Regions from separate parts of the Homo sapiens genome. Here region 1 is linked to region 2. Evidence: chromatin contacts called from ENCODE Hi-C or POLR2A ChIA-PET data. All regions are on one chromosome and are shown on one strand. Each heading gives the region's core, a stretch centred on a gene start or an enhancer-like site at or near the end of the contact. The rest is flanking DNA. Distances are from core to core; before and after follow the strand shown. Region 1 overlaps LINC-PINT (long intergenic non-protein coding RNA, p53 induced transcript). Region 2 has its middle 13 kb from the start of LINC-PINT.

Region 1 (5,795 bases), core at 1-2,500, 120 kb after region 2:
TTATTACACTCGAGTGGAATTATTTACTTACATGTCTCTGTCCCTTTCTAGAGAGTGACTTCCTTAGAGCAGGGCCTGGGTGGTCTTGATTTTGTATTTTAGGTAGGACCAAGCACAGCGTCTGAAACACACAGTAAGCCTTTAGTAATTGTGAAAGTGAACTTCTCCACATAACAAAATAGTGCTTTGGAATTTCTTTTCATTATACTGCAGTGATTTTTGTCTTTTTGACTTCAAAGTCACTCGCTCTCAGAATTGAAAAAATTGAAAGAAATGATAGTATTCTTCATCATTCCTTTTATGAGTCTAGTGGACTCTCTAGTCTTCACAAACATAGGACTGATAACTTGTTTTATATTAATATTTTGTTGTATAAATACCTGTATATTTTGTGTTACTGTGTGACAAAACTGAGTCTAAAATATGTGGCTAGAAAATCTAAGAAACCAAGATGAGAATCTTCAATGATTTGTAGATTATGTCATCTTTATATCATCATGGTGTGAGGTGTTTTCTTGGATTGAGTTCCGCTGAGACAGAGATGTATGTTATCTGTTTGGAAGGTGAAAGAAACATTTTAAGGGAAGCGAGATAGGGAAACAATTGGAGCCTAACTTTGCTGGACACTCTGGGAGCCAGTGTAAGGACCAGGCCTCAGTGTTAGCCCACATGGGTCACTTACACATCAGCTTTGGCCAGTTGCTGACTGAGAGGCAGCAGCGGGGTGCGGCATCAATTTCCAGTGCTTTGCCTGCCATGTGGGCCCCATCCGTGCTCATGGTACCGCCCTCCAGCGGAGCGATGGCAGCCAGCTGCCCGTGGAGAGCCCAGCAGCAAGCCCAGAAATAAGGCCCAGGGACTAGGGGTGGGGGCAGGTGGTGTCAGGCAAATTTGTGTGCTTGCTTATTTGATGTTTCAGTCTCAGTCCTTTGAATCGTGAATTATCAAGATAGAGACTATTTGAAACATTTAAGAATTAGAGAAAAATAATAAGCACAGTATTTTCTTCTACTTGAACTGGGGCCGTTCTTCCTTCAAGAGGGAGAAGCTTACGAAAGATTATTCTGCCTGAGGAGACCTCGCCACCCCCTGCTTGAACTTTGGTCCCTGATCAATTCTGCCTTTGAATTCCTCCAATTATTATAAAGTTCTTCCTTATATTGAGTAGAAGTCTGCCTTATGGTGATACGTTGTATTTCTCAGACACGGACCCGGAAGTGGCGCCTTCCAATTCCTCCTCCTCTTCTTTTCTCTTTCGTCAGCAGATGGCGTCTTCCTTCTCTTTTTCTTTCTTTCCTCCCTCCTCTCTCCCCACCCTTGGCAAACATTTGTCACCAGGATGGATGCTGTTAGAAAAACGTCTCCCTGTGACATGTTGTCTTTTCAAAAGGACAAGAAGGAAAGGAGGAAACAGGTTTTCATTGCTTAAGGCACATTAAAACTGGCTGGTTCTCTCTAGCACATTTCTTAGACAAACACCCGTTTTCCTTTAGACTCAGAGCTGATATGTTATTGTAACAGTTAAGTTTGCCTTTACATTTTTATTCATGCTGCCTTGCAGGTAGATGGTTCCTTTTGACTTTTTTACGTAGATGGGCACCTTTTGTTAATTTTACCTTTTTAAAATACAAATGTAGGCCAGATGCAGTGGCTCACACCTGTAATCCCAGCACTTTGAGAGACCAAGGTGGGTGGATCACTTGAGGCCAGGAGTTCGAGACCAGCCTGACCAACATGGTGAAACCCCGTCTCTACTAAAAATACAGAAATTAGCTGGGCGTGGTGGTGCATGCTTGTAATCCCAGCTACTCGGAAGGCTGAGGCAGGACAATTGCATGAACCCAGGAGGGAGAGGTTACAGTGAGCCGAGATCATGCCACTGCACTCCAGCCTGGGTGACACAGCAAGACTTGTCTCAAAAAAAAAAAAAAAAAGTATTTTCTAGAGAAAAATCTTTTGATGTACAGATAAATAGATTAAAATGGATTTGTACTTAGTTTTGGGAGTAAAACTGGTAAGACAGTGATTTGGCCTAATCACTTTGAATGCAGACATCGCTGGACACATGAAGATTTAAAATTGGGCAGAGAAAAAACTGGGCAATTTTTTTTTCACCTAGATTCTTCCAGTATTATGGGCAGAGAATACATACAACTTAGTGAAAGATTGTTAGTGACTAGAAGGATTTAATTCACATATATTGTAAAACCAGACTGCATGTGGAACAAACTGTGTGTTTGAACTAATTAAGTATTCAAAGAAATATTTAATATTTCTTATTCACCCACCTTGCCCCCTTTTCTCCTCCTTTCTCGATCAGTAAATATTTACTGGATGTTTCCAGAATGTGAATGTTGCATAAAAACAAGTATATGAAATTGTCTTTGCTATCAAGGATAATATAACTGAACGTAATATATTAGCCCACTTTGCTGCTTTAGGAAGAATACTAAGGTGAGCCCAGTTTAATCTTTAACATATTGTTACCTCTCATTTCTGCTTGTTCAAATCCAAGCTGCAACTCAGTGCCATCTTCTTCATGATTATCTTTACTCCTACCCCTCTCTACCTCCATTCCCCCAAAAAGTGATCTCATACTCCTGTGAGCATCCTTAGCATTTATGCAGTCTTTTCTTTTTTTTTTTTTTTTATTATTATACTTTAAGGTTTAGGGTACATGTGCACAATGTGCAGGTTAGTTACATATGTACATGTGCCATGCTGGTGCGCTGCACCCACTAACTCATCATCTAGCATTAGGTATATCTCCCAATGCTATCCCTCCCCTCCCCCCACCCCACAACAGTCCCCAGAGTGTGATGTTCCCCTTCCTGTGTCCATATGTTCTCATTGTTCAATTCCCACCCATGAGTGAAAATATGCGGTGTTTGGTTTTTTGTTCTTGCGATAGTTTACTGAGAATGATGATTTCCAATTTCATCCATGTCCCTACAAAGGACATGAACTCATCATTTTTTATGGCTGCATAGTATTCCATGGTGTATATGTGCCACATTTTCTTAATCCAGTCTATCATTGTTGGACATTTGGGTTGGTTCCAAGTCTTTGCTATTGTGAATAGTTATGCACTCTTTTCTTGGACTTTGCTCTTTCTCCTTTGTCGTATAGTTATATTATAGTTGTTGACCTTGGGCTATCTTCATTCCTAACGTTCTCATTCTAGTACCTTGTGTAGAAATGCTGTTCACTAAATGACATATCGAATGGGTATTAAATTTATTATTAAGTGCCTTGGCTCTTAATTGGTCAGGCTTGGATTTCAGTCTCAGCTCTGCCATTTACTATCTCTGTGATTTTGGCCAAGTATTAACCTCTCTAAATTTCAGTTTGCTATTCTGCAAAATGGGAATGATGATAATGACTACTTGAAGGAGACTTTGTGAAGATGGATGATTTTTGCAACAGTGTAGGTAAGAGATAGTGCCTGGGCATAGTAGTGCTTGGTAAATTTGGGTGTGTGTCTACATGCTTTTCCAGGCTATATGCACAGACACACAGACACACATAGTGTATGTGCAGGATGCTAGGCACTAGAAGAAAGATGAAACCACACAAATCCTATGCTCATGTTGCTTAAAGAAGAAATAAAACTGTGTAAGGTAGAGGTGAGGTGTGGTGACTCACACCTGTAATCCCAGCGCTTAGGAAGGCTGAGGTGGGAGGATTGCTTGAGCCCAGGAGTTCAAGACCAGCCTGGGCAATATAGTGAGACCCCATCTCTACAAAAATTTTTTTAAAAAAATAGCCGGTCATGGTGGCACATGCTGGTGGTCCCAGCTACTCGGGAAGTTGAGGTGGGAGGATTGCTTGAGCTCGGGAGTTAAAAGCTGCAGTGAGCCGAGATCACTCCCCTGCACTATGGCCTGGGCAACAGAGCGAGACCCTGTCTTCAAAACAAAGCCAAAAAAACCGTGTAGGGTGGAAAATGATGGCACTGTTGGAGCAGCAAAGATGGAGTGCTGTGGGAGTTCACTTCTTTCTCCCAGAGATTGCGCTAGGCAAGGTATGGTTTATGGGAAGTTTTAATGCAAAAGGTGGCAGTTGTGCAGAAAGCAGAAAAGTGGGTAAAGCTTGAATGAGTGGAGATGGAGGCAAGAGAGACAGAGAAATAGTAAAAATATATATTTTTTATCTTTTCAAAAACTTGTTGTACATTGGAATTTTCCAGTCAAAGGCTGAGATTGGAGATGGATATCCCCACTGGTCTGCAAGTCATTTTATAGACTTGCCAAGTGCCTGTGTGGGTTCTCAGATGGCCTACTGTCTTTGGTCCGAGTGTGGTAGCTGTCAGGTCAGAAATGAGGAAGTGCACCAGGACTCCAGCTTTGGTAGTCTGTAGCACTGTGTTGGGTATATTTCCCACAGATATGGAAAAGGGGAAGATGTAACTTGGTAATCATCTCTAAAGATATGTCATCAAGAAGCTTTTCAGCTTAATTGTTAAATATTCAAATATAGGCCAGGTGTGGTAGTTCATGTGTGTAATTCTAGTACTTTGGGAGGCTGAGGTGGGTGGATCATTTGAGGTTAGGAGTTCAAGACCATCCTGACCAATGTGGTGAAACATCATCTCTACTAAAAATACAAAAATTAGCTGGGCATGGTGGTATGCGCCTGTAATCCCAGCTACTCGGGAGGCTGAGGCAGGAGAATTGCATGAACCTGAGAGGCGGAGGTTGCAGTAAGCCAAGATCACACCACTGCACTCCAGCCTGGGCAACAGAGCGAGACTCTGTCTCAGCAACAACAACAAAAAATTAAATATAATAGAAGCTCTCTCATCAAGTATGAGTAAACCATTGAAAAAAATATGTGCAATGTTTTGTACTCCAGCCTGGGCAACAGAGCGGGACTCTGTCTCAACAACAGCAACAAAAAATTAAAAATAATATAAAGAAGCTCTCTCATATTGTGTATATACAGATTTTTCTAAGTAATTTGAAGTAGATAGGGAATAAGAGGATCAAGTATGAGTAAACCATTGAAAAAATAATGGAATGTTTTGTGCTTGTTGCGCATTGTATCGTCCAAATTCAAGTGTGGACTTTAATCTCCAGTCTACAGTCCGTCCATAAGGTTAATCTCAGTGATTCCAGTTGGCATAAAAATCTACCGCTCACACTAGTAAACTAACAAGTTTGCCCTTCTTCTCCCACCTTCAAATGCCACCCCCAATTCTTACACTGTTTAAATAGGAAATTGGGAAGCATTTATTTTTTTCCCAGGTTCAGCAATCCCATTTTGACTGTAAACTAAAGTTAGAAAGAAGAGTTTAGTGGTATATCCTCTGACAGACTAGATTGCTGGTCCTATCAATTACTAGCTGTATAAGCTTAGGTAGGTCATTTTCCAGAGAATTCTGTTTACTTATCAGTGTTACTAGGCTAGTAAGACCTGTTTCCCTAGAAAACATAGATTCTTAACCTGGCGTTCATAGATGGTCTTCCTTAAAACTACATGTATAAAGCTAAGAATGGTGGTGCACATCTATAGTCCCAGCTACTTGGGAGGCTGAAGTGGGAGTATTGCTTGAGCCCAAGAGTTCAAGATGAGCCTGGACAACATAGCCAGACCCTATCTCTTAAAAAAAACAAAAAATAAAAATAAATTTAAAAAAATATGTAGTTATGTGTTTCTGGGACCATTATCTTTTTTTTTTTTTTTTGGATTCTCAGAGGGAATTCTCCCCTGCTCCCCCCAAATTAAGAATCTCTGCCTTAGAAGTTAGTGTGCATTTGATAAGCCATAATAGATAGAAAATGCTGTACTAATGT
Region 2 (6,028 bases), core at 806-3,305:
AAGGAAGCCTCGTTATATACCCCTTCTCCTGCCTTTTGTACATGTCCTTCAAACGTACAAGCTTAATTGAACACTTCCAGAACAACCAGATTGATCTTTTTAATCTTTTTCTTCTGGATTTTTATTTATTAATTAATTAATTTATTTATTTATTTATTTATTTATATTTATCTTTTTTTTTTTTTGAGACGGAGTCTCGCTCTGTCGCCCAGGCTGGAGTGCAGTGGCGTGATCTCGGCTCACTGCAAGCTCTGCCTCCTGGGTTCACGCCATTCTCCTGCCTCAGCCTCCCGAGTAGCTGGGACTACAGGTGGCCACCACCACGCCCGGCTAATTTTTTTTGTATTTTTAACAGAGACGGGGTTTCACTGTGTTAGCCAGGATGGTCTCGATCTCCTGACCTCGTGATTCTCCTGCCTCAGCCTCCCAAAGGGCTGGGATTACAGGCGTGAGCCACCGTGCCAGGCTGTTTTTAATTTTTTGCAGAGACAGAAGTCTCACTTTGTTGCCCAGGCTGGTCTCGAACTCCTGACCTCAAGGAATCTTCCTGCCTGGGCTTCTCAAAGTGTTGGGATTACAGGTGTGAGCCACAGTGCCTAGCCTGATCTTTTTTTGGATGCTCGTCTTTTCTTCATTTAAACCACTGATTTTGTAAAAATGTACACTTCCAATCATATGACTCCTCTTGCCCTTTATTTCCTAGTTCCTGGCCAGAGGGAGTCTTGTGTCCATATTTTCTCTTAACTTGCTCCTCTCGTTCATGTCAGGTTAGCAGGTGCAGAATTGCCTTCTTTGGCTATTACAAATTCAAAGCTGCCCTGGTCACTTATTTTAAGTTGTTTGTCACTTCTACTTTGCCAACATATTTTTCTTAGCTGGTTAGAATTAAGCACAGAATAGTACTTCTTCAGTAAGCAATTAGTTTAAATTTAAGTCATGCCAACTTTATTTGACGATCACTTTTCAGCAGAATGAGACTGTCAGTAGATATCAGATAAGCTGAAGTTCTCCATTACCCCTATATCGTGTCCCTGTGCCAATAATTTTGTCATTTGTATTGGGAAAGCATTACTGATGTTGCCATAACAGGATCACAAGGCATGCTAGGAGTAGTTGACTGCATACAGCCAGTGGAGAGAGGGTATGAGCCAAGACCAGGGTTGGGGGATGCTCCCTAGAGCACGGGCTATGAATACAGAAACCAGCTTGGATCTGGGCAGCTGGCCTCTGCAAAACCTTGTGTCTCTTAATCACATAAAGTTCAGGAAGCTGTTAATACCAGGCAGTTTAGCCTTACCCTAGCAATGGGTTATCTATAAAGGGGAAGGCGCATATGTCCCATGGTTTGAGGAGAGCACAGCAGGGGTGTAGGCAGCAGAATACAGCCCTCTGCAAAGATGACTGGTCAGAACTAAGCTAAAGAAGACATCAGGATCATGGTAAAGTAGGCTGGGGTTCAAGACAAGGGACCCACATCCAAAGGGAGACTGGGATACAAGGCAGGAGGACCAGAGACTGAGGTGTTGAGGGCAAGGTGGAAACCCATATTGGGCAGAGGGGTGGGGAGGCACAATAGGAGGGAGCTACAGATGTCTGAGGCCCCATGGCTGACCTAACTGAAAGGAAGCACAATGGTGGGGCCGATACTAATGGTGACTTTCTCCAGTCTGAGCCAGCGTTTAAGTACTGGGGAGGCTGGGGGTTGGACCCATAAGTAGGGCTCCTTAGACAACCCAGCAGCTGGTTGCTAGAGAAGACAAAAGCAAGACAACTGGCCAGGTGCCTTATTGTATGCTCCTGTGACAATGTCACTTCTGCTTTTATTTTCAGCCAAATGTTCTCGGCCAGGTGTTCAGCCCCCAGGTTTGCGGGTTTCTATATGTGTCTGTGACCTCTTGACTTACAAGCTTACTCTGCTTTGCCTTTGGTTGTGTGCTTCTTTTGAATAAGTTACCTACCTTCATATTGCTGTAATACTACAACAACAGCTACCATTTACTCATTGTCTACCATTTCCCAGGTACTACACCTGCTGATTTACATACATGATCTTATTTAATTCTCACAACCTCCTTGAGAGGTAGGTGTTATTATCCTCATTTCAAAAAGAGGAAACTGAAGCTTATATGGTGTATGTAATCACCCCAAGGTCATGCAGCTGGGATGCAAAAGAGCTCAGATTTAAACTTAGTTTTGTCTGACTGCCTATTGTTGCTTTAAAAGACTGCATTTATACATTGATACTGTGATACACCTGAACAATTCTCACAGAACTTATCAGTCACTAGATCTTTTGTCTGTCAGTCTACCTACCTACCTACTTATGAATTATCTATCCTTTTATCTTCAACTCCATAATACCCAGTACTGTACTATGTAAGAAGTAGATTTTTTTTTTTTTTTGAGACAGAGTCTTGCTCTGTTGCCCAGGCTGGAGTGCAGTGGCACAATCTCGGCTCACTGCAACCTCTGCCTTCTGGGTTCAAGCAATTCTCCTGCCTCAGCCTCCCAAGTAGCTGGGATTACAGGTGCCTGCCACCATGCCTGGCTAATTTTTGTATTTTTACTAGAGACAGGGTTTCACCATGTTGGCCAGGTTGGTCTTGAACTTCTGACCTTGTGATCCACCTGCCTCGTCACAGGCCACCACACCCAGCTATTTTTATTTGTACTTTGTAGAGACAAGGTCTTGCTATTTCCCAGGCCATCACATTTTTAAATGATTGGAAAATGTGAAAAGAAGAATGATATTTTATGACACATAAAAATTATTTGAAATTCAAATTCATTTTATTGGAATATGGCCAGGTTCATTCATTTAAATTTTGTCTGTGGCTGCTTTGCACTACAATGGCAGAATTGAGTAGCTGAGACAGACTGTAGGGCCAGGAAGGCCTAGATTATTTCCTTTCTGGCCCTTTATAGAAATGGAAAAAGTTTGCTGATCTTTGGTATAACTAAATGATACAGGATGGCATAACATTTTAAATATTGTTTCAACTACATCTATTACTGTATTTCCTAAAATTTCCAGTTCAAGGACACTCTCTTTTATTATGTAGAAGAGCTCCACGTTCTTAGAACAGAGTCAAACATGTCCTTCTTTGATATTCTGTACAGCGGCCCTGATAGCAGCAACACTTTTTTTTTTTTTTTTTTTTTTTTTTTGAGACGGAGTCTCGCTGTTTCGCCCAGGCCGGACTGCAGTGGCGCTATCTCGGCTCACTGCAAGCTCCGCCTCCCGGGTTCACGCCGTTCTCCTGCCTCAGCCTCCCGAGTAGCTGGGACTACAGGCGCGGGCCACCACACCCGGCTAATTTTTTTTGTATTTTTAGTAGAGATGGGGTTTCACCGTGTTAGCCAGGATGGTCTCCATCTCCCGACCTCGTGATCCGCCCGCCTCGGCCTCTCAAAGTACTGGGATTACAGGCATGAGCCACCGCACCCGGCCCGCAGCAACACTTTAATGCAGAAACAATAACAGACTAAGAAGCTGGTGGTTTCTCTAAGAGGTTAGACGTCTCTTCCTGCCAGTAGTCACCTTTCTCTCTCATGGGAAACTGGGGCTGGGCAGCGTTATGAGTGATTACAGTGTATTACAGAACTGTAGTGGCACAGAAATGGATGCCCCCGTTTCCATCAACTCATTCAGGGTGATGTGGTGGAGTCATAGACGAGGAAAAGCAAATTGCCCTTTTCGTCATCACCTAGGACCTAAATAAAGATAAAAATGACTCAGATTGACCAGACACAGGTGAATATCACTTCTCAAAATGTTTTCTGAAGGTACTTACATGGCAACAATATGGTTCTGTGGGAGCCCCATCAATGTGTTAGCTCAAGAGTAAAACACAGGGAGCAGAAAGAACCTCCTTACATTTCCTAAGATCAAGCTGGGTTTGCAGTCAACTTCAAGGGAATCTGTTTTACTTATTTATTTTTTGAGACCCAAGCATAAATTCTACTGTCTTTCTGCATGTCTGCCTTTCTTGCCATGCATCTTTCTCTCTTTCTTCAATCTAACAAAAGTTTACTGATCATTTATTATGTGTGGGTCACAGGGCAAGCCCCAGGGAAACAAAAATAAATAATAAAATAATACTAACTCTCAAGGAGCTTAACGCTTACGAGAGAAACAAATTAAAATAATCTTTCTTGACCTTTTGGCAGTGTTTAACAAAGAGCTGATCCTCCTTAACAGATTCTTCTCTTGGTTTCCTTGGCCCCGTAGTCTCCTGGTTTCTGATTCTCAGTCTCCAGTGCCAGCTCTTTCTCTTCTTTTCAGTCTTAAATGATCAAGGATTAGACCTGGACCCACTTTTCTTTGAGTCTTTCTATCTACCCTCCTAGGCAATCTTCTTTCAAATTTATAAACCCAGTTCCAGCAGCTCTTATGAACCTCACACCCATATCTACAACTCTGCAGGGGACATCTGCACTTAGAACTTTTGATCTTCCCCTGTGTGATAGTCCATTCTTGCATTTCTTGCATTGCTATAAAGACATATCTGAGGCTGGGTAATTTTTTTTTTTTTTTTTTTTTTTTTTTTTTGAGACGGAGTCTTGCTCTGTCACTCAGGCTGGAGTGCAGTGGCGCGATCTCGGCTCACTGCAAGCTCCGCCCCCAGGGGTTCATGCTATTCCCCTGCCTCAGCCTCCCGAGTAGCTGGGACTGCAGGCACCCGCCACCACACCCAGCTAATTTTTTGTGTTTTTAGTAGAGACGAGGTTTCACCGTGTTCACCAGGATGGAGGCTGGGTAATTTTTAAAGAAAAGGAATTTAGTTGGTTCTTGGTTCTGCTGGCTGTACAAACGTGGTGCTGCATCTGTTTCTGATGAGAGTCTGGGGAAGCTGACATGGTTTGGCTCTGTATCCCCACCCAAATCTCATGTTGAATTGTAATTCCCAATGTTGGGGGAGGGACCTGGTAGGAGGTGACTGGATCATGGAGGCGGATTTCCCCCTTGCTGTTCATGTGATAGTGAGTGAGTTCTCACGAGATCTGTTGTTTGAAAGTGTGTGTAGCACTTCCCCCTTCACCCTGTCTTTTCTGTGCCAGCCATGTGAAGATGCGTTTGCTTCCCCTTTGCCTTCCTCCATTATTGTAAGTTTCCTGAGATCTCTCCAGCTATGCTTCCTGTACAGCTCCACAGAACCATGTGCCGATTAAAGCTCTTTTCTTTATAAATTATCCAGTCCCACATATGTCTTTATAACAGTGTGAGAACAGACTAATACAGAAAATTGATACCAGAATTGGGGTATTGCTATAAAGATATACAAAAATGTGGAAACAACTTTGGAACTGGGTAACGGGCAGAGGTTGGAACACTTTGGAGGGCTTAGAAGAAGACAGGAAGATGAGGGAAAGTTTGGAACTTCCTAGAGACTTGTTGAATGGTTGTGACCAAAATGCTGATAGTGATATGGACAGTGAAGTCCTGGCTGAGGTGGTCTCAGATGGAGATGAGGAATTTATTGGGAACTGGAGTGAAGGTCACTCTTGCTATGCTTTAGGAAAGAGATTGGTGGCATTATGCCCCTGCTCTCAAGATCTATGAAACTTTGAACTTCAGAGACATGATGTAGGGTATTTGGCAGAAAAATTTTCTTTTCTTTTTTCTTTTTTTTTTTTTTTTTGAGAGGGAGTCTTGCTCTGTCTCCCAGGCCGGAGTGCAGTGGCGTGATCTCAGCTCACTGCAAGCTCTGCCTCCTGGGTTCACGCCATTCTCTTGCCTCAGCCTCCCGAGTAGCTGGGACTACAGGCGCCCACCGCCACACCTGGCTAGTTTTTTTTTGTTTGTTTGTTTGTTTTTTTGTATTTTTAGTAGAGATGGGGTTTCACCGTTGTTAGCCAGGATGGTCTCGATCTTCTGACCTCGTGATCCACCCGCCTCGGCCTCCCAAAGTGCTGGGATTACAGGTGTGAGCCATTGCAACTGGCCTGACAGAAAAAATTTCTAAGCTGCAAAGCATTCAAGATATGGCCTGGCTGCTTCTTTTTTTTTTTTTTTTTTTGAGATGGA

What was found. Hi-C counts contacts between places; a loop is a spot of excess contacts on that map. ChIA-PET counts read pairs that join two places held with the same protein, here RNA polymerase II (POLR2A). Pooled maps may share reads with other maps.
Region 1: a loop to region 2 is called in a pooled map, with 2.9 times the contacts of the local background. The contact joins two enhancer-like sites. A Hi-C loop is called at or near these places in 2 of 50 pooled maps. POLR2A ChIA-PET finds 5 or more read pairs at or near these places in 4 of 52 experiments (activated CD4-positive, alpha-beta memory T cell, activated CD8-positive, alpha-beta memory T cell, activated T-cell and 1 more).

Annotation. Positions count from the first base shown.
Region 1 is chr7:131,003,111-131,008,905 of GRCh38, reverse strand. The region is part of intron 3 of LINC-PINT (long intergenic non-protein coding RNA, p53 induced transcript); the gene reads left to right. Among named protein-coding and RNA genes, the nearest start is that of LINC00513, 93 kb to the right of the region's middle. RefSeq lists an enhancer at 1,183-1,282. Within about 2 kb of position 1,250, at least 34 of the 41 ENCODE cell types and tissues checked have a DNase peak (open chromatin) inside an H3K27ac peak, as active enhancers do.
Region 2 is chr7:131,120,163-131,126,190 of GRCh38, reverse strand. It overlaps a transcript of MKLN1 not described here. Among named protein-coding and RNA genes, the nearest start is that of LINC-PINT, 13 kb to the right of the region's middle. RefSeq lists a silencer at 1,635-1,714 and an enhancer at 1,855-2,014. Within about 2 kb of position 2,055, at least 3 of the 41 ENCODE cell types and tissues checked have a DNase peak (open chromatin) inside an H3K27ac peak, as active enhancers do.